Linked DNA regions of Homo sapiens: region 2 is linked to region 1. Evidence: chromatin contacts called from ENCODE Hi-C or POLR2A ChIA-PET data. All regions are on one chromosome and are shown on one strand. Each heading gives the region's core, a stretch centred on a gene start or an enhancer-like site at or near the end of the contact. The rest is flanking DNA. Distances are from core to core; before and after follow the strand shown.

Region 1 (5,651 bases), core at 1,583-4,082:
CTGGCCAACATGGTGAAACCCAGTCTCTACTAAAAATACAAAAATTGATTAGGTGTGGTGGTGCACGCCTGTAGTCCCAGCTACTTAGGAGGCTGAGGCAGGGGAATCACTTGAACCCAGGAGGCAAATGTTGCAGTGAGCCGAGATCACACCACTGTACTCCAGCCTGGGTGGCAGAGCGTGACTCCGTCTCAAAAAACAAACAAACAAACAAAAACCAATAGCTGAGTAGTCTCAGCTACTTGGGAGGCTGAGGCAGAAGAATCACCTGAGCTTAGGCCGTCAGGGCTGCAGTGAGCCCTGATCTTGCCACTGCACTCCAGCTTGGGCAACAGAACAAGACTATGTCTCCAAAAAGATTTTTTTTAACAAAAAACAAATTTACACTTCCAGATCCTGTTGTCTACTCTCATCAAACCAATGTCACACAGAATATGTAGTGAAAAGGCATCTTAGCCTAGTGTGTCTCAACAGTACCAGCCTCTAGAGTGTGTTTTAGAAGCCTGCAGGGGAATTTGGGTTGTGACAATCACAGAGGGAAGAGGGAGACACCAGCATGTAATTGCAATGCTAAACAGCCTGCCAGGCAACAAGCCCACACAATAAAATATTGTCCCACATTCCATCAGACTTTTGAATGTCCTACCAGACACTTTCTTCTGTGTCTGAGGCCTAGACTCTAAGTCAATTTTACTTACGACAAGCTACTTTTCTTTCACTTTTAACATCAACTAAAATTTCTAAGAATTCTTCCATGAGAAAAACAATGGAAGATTATATGTTGATATAGTCAGAACTTTATTTCAGCGTGTCATGGATTATAAAGTTTCTTTGTTTATTTATTTATTTATTTTGAGACAGGGTCTCGTCTGTCACCCAGGTTGGAGTGCAGTGGCGCAATCTTGGCTTACTGCAACCTCCACCTCCCGGGTTCAAGCAATTCTCCTGCCTCAGCCTCCCGAGAAGCTGGGATTACAGGTGCGTGCCATGACGACTGGCTAATTTTTGCATTTTTAGTACAGACGGGGTTTCGCCATGTTGGTCAGGCTGGTCTTGAACTACTGGCCTCAAGTGATCCACCCACCTCAGCATCCCGAAGTGCTGGGATTATAGGCATGAGCCATAAGACCCATCTGATGGACTATAAAATAAAAAAAAAACAATAAGAGCTTTACCAAGAAGTGGCTTGTTGCTCACCATTTTGGAAAATGTCACCAACAATAGGCCCTTACCATGCTTCAGGAACCAAGAGAACACACCTGTTGCAGTTGCAGCTTTTACATTTATAGTTATTGTGTATGGGTGTAAATAACTACTTCCTTGTATTTTCCACTGTAGACATGTTTTAGCCCTTATCTCTTGAAATATATATTATTTTGCTATTTTAAAATTTGTTTCTTGGTTGGGCACAGTGGCTCACACCTGTAATCTCAGCACTTTAGGAGGCCAAGGTGAGAGGACTGCTTGAGGCCAGGTGTTTGAGACCAGCCTGGGCTACGTAGTATAGCTGCTATCTCTACAAAAATAAAAAAAAGGTAAAATTTGTTTCTCCTCTACATTACAGATTATAGCTGAGATATTGTCTTATTTTGCTTGTAGATGGTTTATATTTTCCCTGATTTTCATTGCAGTTAAAACAAACAAAGAGATCTATTCAGCATCTATAAAGCGATGTCGGCACTAATTAAATTGAGAACCACTAACATAATAGATAAACCACTCCAAGATTTCCCGTTTTCCTGTTTGCTTTCCAGGCTGCTGTTGACCATATGCCCACACCAAACACAACCTCATTCCCATTTTCTTTACTTTTCTTTTTCTTTTTTTTTTTTTTTTTTGAGACGGAGTCTTGCTCTGTCGCCCAGGCTGGAGTGCAGTGGCGCAATCTCGCCGGCTCACTGCAAGCTTCGCCTCCTGGGTTCACGCCATTCTCCTGCCTCAGCCTCCCGAGTAGTTGGGACTACAGGTGCCCGCCACCACGCCCGGCTAATTTTTTGTATTTTTAGTAGAGACGGGGTTTCACCGTGTTAGCCACGATGGTCTCGATCTCCTGACCTCATGATCCGCCCGCCTCAGCCTCCCAAAGGGCTGGGATTACAGGCGTGAGCCACCGCGCCCGGCCTCATTCCCATTTTCAAGGATCCTAAGCTTTTTTAAGATCTCAAGCTATTTTCTAGGGACCAGCATGGTATGAATGATAACACATAAAACGTGTAAGGCCCTTAAGAATTGAAATTGTCTCACATGTCATCTAGTTTGATGCTCACGAAAATCCTATAGGGATAACAAATATGTCTTTTTAACTTTTCTTTTTACCAACTTAGTGGATTACAGTGAAAATGAAAACAAAGAGAAAAACCACTTTGCTTATTAAATGACTGAGCTGCTGCCATATCTTCTCTTAGGAGCTTTCAGAGATCCCACAGAGTAAGCCACCAAGATTCTCAAGTAGATAAAACCTTAGAATTTTCTATTTTAAGGTTTATTTTAGCCTCCTGATGTAGAGATGAGAAAACCGAGATCCAAGAAAAGCGACTGGCCACGGTCCTGAGAAATCATATTTCGAAGCAGGGGTGTAGGGATATATGAGATGGTCTGTTCTATTACACTCGCTTTTCTCATCGCAAATTTTAGGTAAAAAGTCTGATGTTCCCAGAGACAAAACCTGACGCTGCAGGCTGGAGTGGCGAGTCCCGCCCCGCGCGCCTCAAGCCCCACCCCCAGGCTGTCCGCGGCAGTGCCTGAGTGGCAACCAGCGCCGGGGACCTCGAGGGGTCCTTTGCGTGGGCTCCCGATGGGCTGCCTGAGCGGGTGCGCGGGCAACTTCCGGTGTGGGTGACGAGTGGTGGCCGAAGCAGGGGGACAGCAAGGGACGCTCAGGCGGGGACCATGGCGGACGGCGGCTCGGAGCGGGCTGACGGGCGCATCGTCAAGATGGAGGTGGACTACAGCGCCACGGTGGATCAGCGCCTACCCGAGTGTGCGAAGCTAGCCAAGGTGAGGAGAGGCCGGCTGGCTGTTGGCGGGCGCCAGGGGCTGAGTCACGGCGCGGAGCCTGCTTAGGCCTCAGGGGGCCTGCGGGCTGGAGCGTGCACCCCCCAATGCCTGTCCAGCCCTAGTTGGGCCTGCACGAGTGGGAGACCCCAGGTCGGCCCGGCCAGGGCTGCGGAGTACGCCAGCGCCTATAGCTTCCCAGACCCTCCCCAAAACAGATGGTCACTTCCCTCCGTGGGACTTAGGGCTCCGTTTAACTTTTTGCCGTTTCTTGGATGCTGTTTAAGTGATATTTACCTTAGTAGTTTCCCAGGGGTTAAGGCCGCTTCAGTATTAAGGCTAGATCAGAGAGTTTCGTTCTGTTGCTGTTGCTCAATCAATTTATGTCGTTACATCGTTTGTGGATCATGGCTATGTGCCTGGTCTTTGGCCAGGAGAAGGGGCAGGAAAGTGATAGTACGAAGATGACTAACACAGGACCCTGTCCTTTAGGAGTTGATGTACGTGATGAATTAGTCAAGTCATGCATGGTGGTGAGGGCCATACAAGGGGAAAGTGTTACTGGAACACCGAGAAGGAAGCTATGCATTCTTAATGGTGCCATAAGGGAAGGTTTTACAGGAAGGCTGACGTTTGTATTGGGTCTTGAGGAATTAGTAAGATTGAGGTGGGGTGGAGTCATTACTGAAGACGGAACTACAGAAGTAAAGACAAGTAGGCACTATAAGAGTTTAACGGGCTTTCCAAGAAACAAGGATGGAGAAAGGTGATAAAGTTGGTACGTATGTATATCTTAGGTTCAGTATGCTTGCTGAGGGGGAGCCACAAATTCATTAAGAGCTTTCTAGCAGCTAGCATCAACAAACATCAGTTACATAAGGGTGGGAAAACTCAGCCGCCTCCAATGCCAGACAGATAACAATAACTGATATTTGTTGAGTAGTTTCTGCAGTGTCAGGCACCGTGCTTACATGCACTAAGCCATTTGATCCTCACCTCAGCCCTATGCGATGGCTATTACTATTATCCTTATTTTACAGGTAAGAAAACTTGGGCTAGAAAAAGTTGAATCACATGCCCCAAGATCATACAGCTAGTAAAGTGGTGAAGCCAAGAAGCAAACCCAGGCAGACCGATTCTAGATTCTGGAGCTGGTGCCCTCACACACCATGCTGTCCTGCCTAGAAGCCTATTGTAGTGAAAACCTGAACTTTTTTTTTTTTTTTTTTTGAGACGGAGTTTCACTTTTTTCACCCAGGATGGAGTGCAGTGGCGCAATCTTGGCTGACTGCAACCCCCGCCTCCCGGGTTCAAACGATTCTCCTGCCTCCGCCTCCCGAGTAGCTAGGACTACAGGTGCCACCACGCCCGGCTAATTTTTGTACTTTTAGTAGAGACGGGGTTTCACTACGTTGGCCAGGCTGGTCGCACGCGACCTCCTGACCTAAAGTGATCCACCCACCTCTGCCTGCCAAAGTGCTGGGATTACAGGCGTGAGCCACCGCGGCTGGCCAAAAACCTGAACTTTCGAGCACCTGCCCAGGAAAAGGAGACGGCAGATCTTCACCTTCAGATAATCTTTGCCAATTGGGGATGAAGGCCGAGTATTGTCGATGCTGCTAATTTGAGGGAGAAACCAGGAAGATGAATTTCTCATTAAATACCTTAATATTTAGAAATTGGATACTAATCTGTCATATTAAAATACTATTTGAGCCAATACAATGTAGCTAGAACAAAACATACAGGCCAAGGTCAGCCCCTGAACCTCCACTTTGGAATTAATAGAATGATAGTGTCCATAAGGAAGAAACAAGTAATTTGCTCTAGAGAAGGACAACCAAATCTTCCTTTTATGAATTTCTGTTAATACCAGTCTACTGTTTGCAAGACCTAGTCAGTGTTAGACACTATGAGAAATACAGAGATTACTAGACAAAGCTCTTGCCCTCGAACAGCTTATAGATCAGTAAGAAAAAAGACTTCACTGCTACAGTTGTTCTGGTGATCTTATGTAGCATTTATTCCTAAATAATTGTTGTTATGCTCCAGGCTGTTGAAAAACTTGCAAACTCCAATACCATATGCCTTTTTAGGTGTCCAGTGGGTAACAGAAGTGTTTAAAAAAAAGAATGTTGGGGCCTGTTAAGATAGATACATTTGAATTTTGATTTTTTTTTTTAAGCCAGTGTGCCAGCTGAATAAAACAAGGTATATGTTGTGGGAGGGTATACTTTTTTTGTTTGTTTTTTGATACCGAGCCAGTTTCAACTGTAAATTAGATGGTTACCCTACACTCCTGGTTAATTTTTTTAAACATATTTTTCTGTTTTGCTTTTTATTTATTTTTTTTATTTTTTGTTTCGAGACAGAGTTTCGCTCTTGTTGCCCAGGCTGGAGTGCAGTGGCGCGGTCTTGGCTCACTGCAACCTCCACCTCCCGGTTTCAAGCGATTCTCGTGCCTCAGCCTCCCGAGTATCTGGGATTACCGGCATGCACCACTACGTCCAGCTTATTTTGTATTTTTAGTAGAGACGGGGTTTTACCATGTTGGTCAGGATGGTCTCAAACTCCTGGCCTCAGGTGATCCACCTGTCTCTGCCTCCCAAAGTGCTGGGATTACAGGCATGAGCCACCGTGCCCAGCTGCTTTTTATT
Region 2 (5,651 bases), core at 2,130-4,629, 730 kb before region 1:
TAATAGTGTTACCACACAGCCCATTTTAATGATCATATGTTAATGTGTCATAAAGAACAGAAGTAGCTTGATGGATGAAATCGGATTCTAACCCCCAATTGCCTGAGGAATCTAAAATTTGGGATTAAATTATTAAATTAGCCCCACCTTGTTAGCGTTGACAAACACCAAACAGTTCACTGATAGTGGTTTTAAGAATAGTATGTGGAAACGTCTAATATCAATTGTGGGCAGAGATCTCATGGTTTAAATGTTTCCTTTTCTTCAGAAAGAGAGTGTGTATGAGTGTGTGAGAGAGTGTGTGTGTGTGTGTGTGTGTCACCACGCAAGAAATGTTGATACCTTTCAGTAAAGGGGCAATTCCACAATAAGGTTATTACCAAGTAACTGAAGTTTATACAGCATCTTGAAATCAAAGGTACTCTATAAATTTAAAATACTAATATGTTATTAACTTAAAGCAAAGAACAATAATTTTAAAACATCTTATAGCCCAAGTGTATTGTAAACCAAATATAAATTCGCTGTGGGATCTGTCTTTTTTTAAGTGATTTTTTTTCCTCTATTAGGGAACCCAGATCTAAATGAACTGTCACTTAGTCTAAAGGTATGCCAAACATTTCTTAAGGTCTTCACAAAGAATCAACTTTTTTTTTTTTTTTTTTTGAACAAAATGAGGCCTAGGTTAAGTATTTTATTTGGCTTCTCAAGATGGACTGAGAAGTTGGGCACCAGCTCCAGACCAATTCCTGGACACACATCAAACACAGCCCTGTCATTTATCCAGTCAGTCAAAACAATCTTTTCCATCTAACCCTTTAATGTTTATGTCCTTAAAAGCTGCTAATTGAATCCAGTTCTTGAGATCTATTTGCTAAAATCTATACCATCTAATTTGTAAATGATGAACAAAAATGAAAAAAACAATATGTTAACTTTCCTGGCAAAACAGAAGAGACTCCACTGTAACCAAAGAAGGAAGGACAATGTTTTTAATATTTGTCAAATTTTAAGAGAAAACTATTCAGAGACAAATAGTTGTAAGAAACTTAGAGTACCTCAAACTGTTTTTACTATTAAGAGGACACAGGGTATTTAAAATTCCTCAGAAAAACCTGAAACAAAATCACTCTATAAATGTAGCTCAATATTCCCTCTTCCCCTAAAAGATAAGCATAATCTTTCCTCTTAACAAACTTTACATACAGATTTTTATAATGTATCTTAGGCAGTACAGAAACTGCAGATAAACACTTTAAGATCTATTGAGTCATACTAAAAACTTCAACTCATTTTATCTGCAGAAAATCAAAATCCCTACTTTTTCCTCATTTTCTCTATATAGCCCAGAGGAAAGTAAATGGAAACAGCCTATTTCTGATGCTTTCTGCACACCTGGGATCACATGTTCTTTCCACAATCACTGACTCCAGATAGTAACAGCAACAGATAAACTCCAAAGCAACAAAGATCCCCTACAAAGGTTTCCACTGACTCCTCCCAATATAAGGACACTGAATGGGGGGTGGGGGGGAATATAAGTATCCTCCAATCCAGGTTTTCCATTAAGAACCACTCAGTTAATGATTCCTGGCAATTTTCCCTAGGGAAAGGAAAACTGTCATGAAGGTAATACATTATCTAAATTGCAGCCAACATACACATTCAAGCTAAATTCTCAAATACCAAATTCACTGCAAGTTTTCATCCAGCAAGTTTAGCCAGTGGACTGGGATGTGACACACAAGCATTCAACTGCAAAATTAGTCCAAATAAATCTCAAAGTCTAGTGTGGGCAAATATAATTACAGTTTATTAGTACATGTGCACGCACACACAAATCCTCTACGGAAAATTATCTTTCTCACCACTCACCCAAATATAAACGTGGACAATTTATCAGGGGTAAATGGTGAAGGTAGGATAACGCCGTGATTCCAATTCCTTCTCAAACCAAATACAAGTTCTCCTAAAACGGGGGTGGCATGTCCCTGTAAGAATACCAAAAATGGCACTGTAAGCAAAACGTACCTGTAATGTTAAAGATTTCATGCACCTGGAATCATAAACACTTTGTAAGTGTAGTCTTCTATCTAGCAACCCCTCTGGACACTCTTTTCCATTTCGAAAAAGGAAGGGGGAGGGTGGGGAGAGTAACAGAAAGTTTGTTCGAAAATTTGTATGAGGACATACTTAGAATTGTACCCTCTCCGCCCCCCCACCAAAAAAAAAAGTGTGTTTTTAAAGCAGGTCTGGAGCTAGAAGTGAGACACAAGTTCTGCGGCCTATAAGGAACAACCCCCAAACATGCCACCCTACAATCAGACACTTCCAAAACACAGTGTACAATGAGCCCAAGCCGTCGGATCAGACAGGCACACCGGAAGTCAACCTGTCTCCCCTCCTCAGAGAGACGTGAGTTTAAGGTGTGTGACCCTGGCAGCGGTGGCCGGCGGCGGGGAGTAAAGGTTTTTCACGCGGGCATAAGTGGGTGTGTGCAAGGTAACAACCCGGGAACACAGACGCACACCCTCCCGTTAAGCGCTCCATCTTTAAGGAGTGTTTACTGCGCGCAGTCAGCAACCGAATTCAATAATCCTCGCCACGGGAGCTCTTCATCCCCTTCACGATCTCACCTGGGCGGTAGCCCAGGGGCTGTTCCCCGAGCCCCGGGAGGCAGCGTCGGGCTCCTTGACCAAGACTTTCCGACCTGAAATCCGCCTGCGATGCGAACTGGTGTACCCTCCCCTCCACAAAACACCACCCCCCCGCCCCGAGTCATCCTCGGCTTTTTAAACAATGTCCAAACCGGAACAAGTGGTTTTCCAATTGCTCTCTCTGAACTAGGCCTTCCCACACCTCCGACCCCCAACTCACCACTGATCGCGACCCTGGCCCTTCCCAAGGCCACAAGCACCCCTGCCAGCTCGCCCACCTCGCGGCTGCCCAGCCCGGCCCGCCGCGCCCCCTTCACCTGTCAGGCGCACTTCGACAGGCCCGTTCCTACGGCCTCCGAGGTTAGACATGTCCCTGGCGGCTGGGGCGGCGGGCGGGACGGGGGCGACGGCGAGGCGCGGCGGAGTCACCACAGCGGCCGGGGCTGGGGCCCGAGCAGCCGGCGACGCGACTGCAGCGGCCTGAGGGTCCCGGATGTGCCAAGCGTCGTCGCCATGAGCCGCGGAGGGAGCGGACGCCACGGCCTTTCCCTCCTCTAGGCGAGGCCTAGTAGCGGACAGGGCTGGTCAGCTGAGGTGGGCGGTGCTCGGCGGCACGGGAGCAGGACTGTGGACTTGGCCGCTTCCTCCTCCACCCGCCCCCTTGTCTGAGTGACGCCGGACCTGAGGCCGCCGCGGCCATTTGTCGGCTCCGGGGGGGCGAGGGGGAGATGGGAGGCGGGGCCGGTGGGGTCAGCGGGGCGGGGCCGGCGGGCGCGCGCCAGATGCCCGGAGCGGGCACCGGCACTGAGGGAAGGTGTGAGCTGCCGCCGAGGGTCCCAGGCGGAACGCGGGAAGGGAGCAGGCAAGGAGCAAAGTGGCGGCGGGAGCGGCAGCTGTGACCCCTGGAGGGGTTTAGTGTCCGGTCCACTCAAGGGAGAGTTTTAGACCAAGCAGGGCCGACTGCATTTATTAGACGCCCACAGCATGCAGGGCGCTCCAAGAGGCTGGGGCGAGGAAAATTAGAACCAAGTCTGCTACCCGCCGGGAACTTGTCGTATTTCTGGCGAGGGAAGAGACAGCATTCCCACGCCGATGGTTCCAGCAAAGCCCCAGGAGTGCTGTTCCTGGTCTTGTAGTTGACGCCTCCATCCGGGACTCACCTGGTGGAGAAAATCGGGTTACCTGCAGAGTCCCGCTCTTTTCAGGTGCAGCCAAGGATAGGGAGATGATACGTCTTAAAGAATTAACAAGATAAACCTTGGAGTAACGTATGAAGAGTTGTTCATACACTACTGTATTTATCTCAGGAGCAGAAAGATAACAACTTTCTAAAGATGTACCATATCCTTTGACCTTGTAACTATACTGCTAAAATTTTTTTTTTTAAGACAGGGTCTCCCTGTCACCCAGACTCACTGCAGTCCCAACTTCCCAGGCTCAGATGATCCTCCCACCTGAGCCTCTGCAGTAGCTGAGATCACAGTATGCACCACTACACCCCACTAATTCTTTTATTTTTGGTAAAGACACGTTTAGGAGGGACATTTAGGTTTCTCTATGTTGCCCAGGTTGGTCACGAACTCCTGACCTCAAATGATCTGCCTGCCTTGGCCTCCCGAAGTGCTGGGATTACAGACCTGAGCCACCGCACTCAGCCCTATTGTGTCCAGAATTGGTGGGCTCTTGGTCTCACTGACTTCAAGAATGAAGCCACAGACCCTGGTGGTGAGTGTTACAGCTTTTAAGGTGGCGTGTCAGGAGTTCGTTCCTTCTTGACCTTAAGATGTGTTCGGAGTTTTTTCCTTTAGGTGGGTTCTTGGTCTCACTAGCTCGGGAGTGAAACTGCAGGCCTTGGTGGTGAGTGTTATAGCTCTTAAGGCGACGTGTCCGGCGCTGTTCATCCTTCCCGGTGAGCTTGTTGTCTTACTGCCTTTAGGATAGAAACTGGAGACTTACGTGGTGAGTGTTACAGCTCATAAAAACAGTGTGGACCCAAACAGCAAAAAACTGAAACTTCACACTGTGTAAAGAGACGCGAACGAGTTACCACTGCAGGCTCTGGCAGCCTGCTTTTATTCTCTTATCTGGCCCCACCCTCATCCTGCTGATTGGTAGAGCCAAGTGGTCTGTTTGGACAGGGCGCTGATTGGTGTGTTTACAATCCCTGAGCTAGATACAAAGGTTCTCCACGTCACCATCAGATTAGTTAGATACAGAGTATGGACACAAAGGTTCCCCAAGGCCCCACCAGAGCAGCTAGATACAGAGTGTCGATTGGTGCATTCACAAATCCTGAGCTAGATACAGAGTGTTGATTGGTGCATTCACAAATCCTGAGCTAAACACAGGGTGCTGATTGGTGTGTTTACAAACCTTGAGCTAGATACAGAGTGCTGATTGGTGTATTTACAATCCCTGAGCTAGACATAAAGGTTCTCCAAGGCCCCACCAGAGTAGCTAGATAGAGTGTCCACTGGTGCACTCACAAACCCTGAGCTAGACATAAAGGTTTTCCAAGACCCCACCAGACTCAGAAGCCCAGCTGGCTTCATCCAGTGGATCCCCCACCGGGGCTGCAGGTGGAGCTGCCTGCCAGTCCTGTGCCATGTGCTCGCACTCCTCAGCCCTTGGGTGGTCGATGGGCCTGGGCGCCGTGAGCAGGGGGCAGGGCTTGTCGGGGAGGCTCGGGCTGCACAGGAACCCACAGAGGCGGGGGAAGGCTCAGGCATGGCGGGCTGCAGTCCCGAGGGCTGCCCGGCGGGAAGGCAGCTACGGCTCGGCGAGAAATTGAGCGCAGCGCCGGTGGGCTGGCACTGCTGGGGGACCTAGTACACCTTCCGCAGCCGCTGGCCCGGGTGCTAAGTCCCTCATTGCCCGGGGCCGGCAGGGCCGGCCGGCTGCTCCGAGTGCGGGGCCGCCAAGCCCTGGCCCACCCGGAACTCCAGCTGGCCCGCAAGCGCTGCACGCAGCCCCAGTTCCAGCTCACGCCTCTCC

What was found. A loop is a pair of places that touch in the nucleus more often than their neighbours do. ChIA-PET counts read pairs that join two places held with the same protein, here RNA polymerase II (POLR2A). Pooled maps may share reads with other maps.
Region 2: a map of psoas muscle shows a loop between it and region 1 (4-fold over the local background). The contact joins the promoter of LINC00674 here to the promoter of PSMD12 in region 1. A Hi-C loop is called at or near these places in 1 of 168 maps with a recorded cell type or tissue (psoas muscle) and 10 of 50 pooled maps. POLR2A ChIA-PET finds 5 or more read pairs at or near these places in 1 of 52 experiments (HepG2).

What each region holds. Positions count from the first base shown.
Region 1 is chr17:67,363,758-67,369,408 of GRCh38, reverse strand. It overlaps PSMD12 (proteasome 26S subunit, non-ATPase 12), which reads left to right and starts at 2,832. Exons shown (of 11, transcript NM_002816.5): 1 at 2,832-2,997. The coding sequence starts at 2,890. RefSeq lists enhancers at 2,627-2,936, 2,957-3,016.
Region 2 is chr17:68,099,283-68,104,933 of GRCh38, reverse strand. LINC00674 (long intergenic non-protein coding RNA 674) reads right to left here and starts at 3,379. Exons shown (of 6, transcript NR_027418.1): 1 at 2,975-3,379; 2 at 1,876-1,991. It overlaps LOC124904048 (a long non-coding RNA gene), which reads left to right and starts at 3,438. Exons shown (of 2, transcript XR_007065885.1): 1 at 3,438-4,382. RefSeq lists silencers at 2,945-3,104, 3,265-3,324, 3,375-3,514 and enhancers at 2,480-3,258, 3,259-4,038.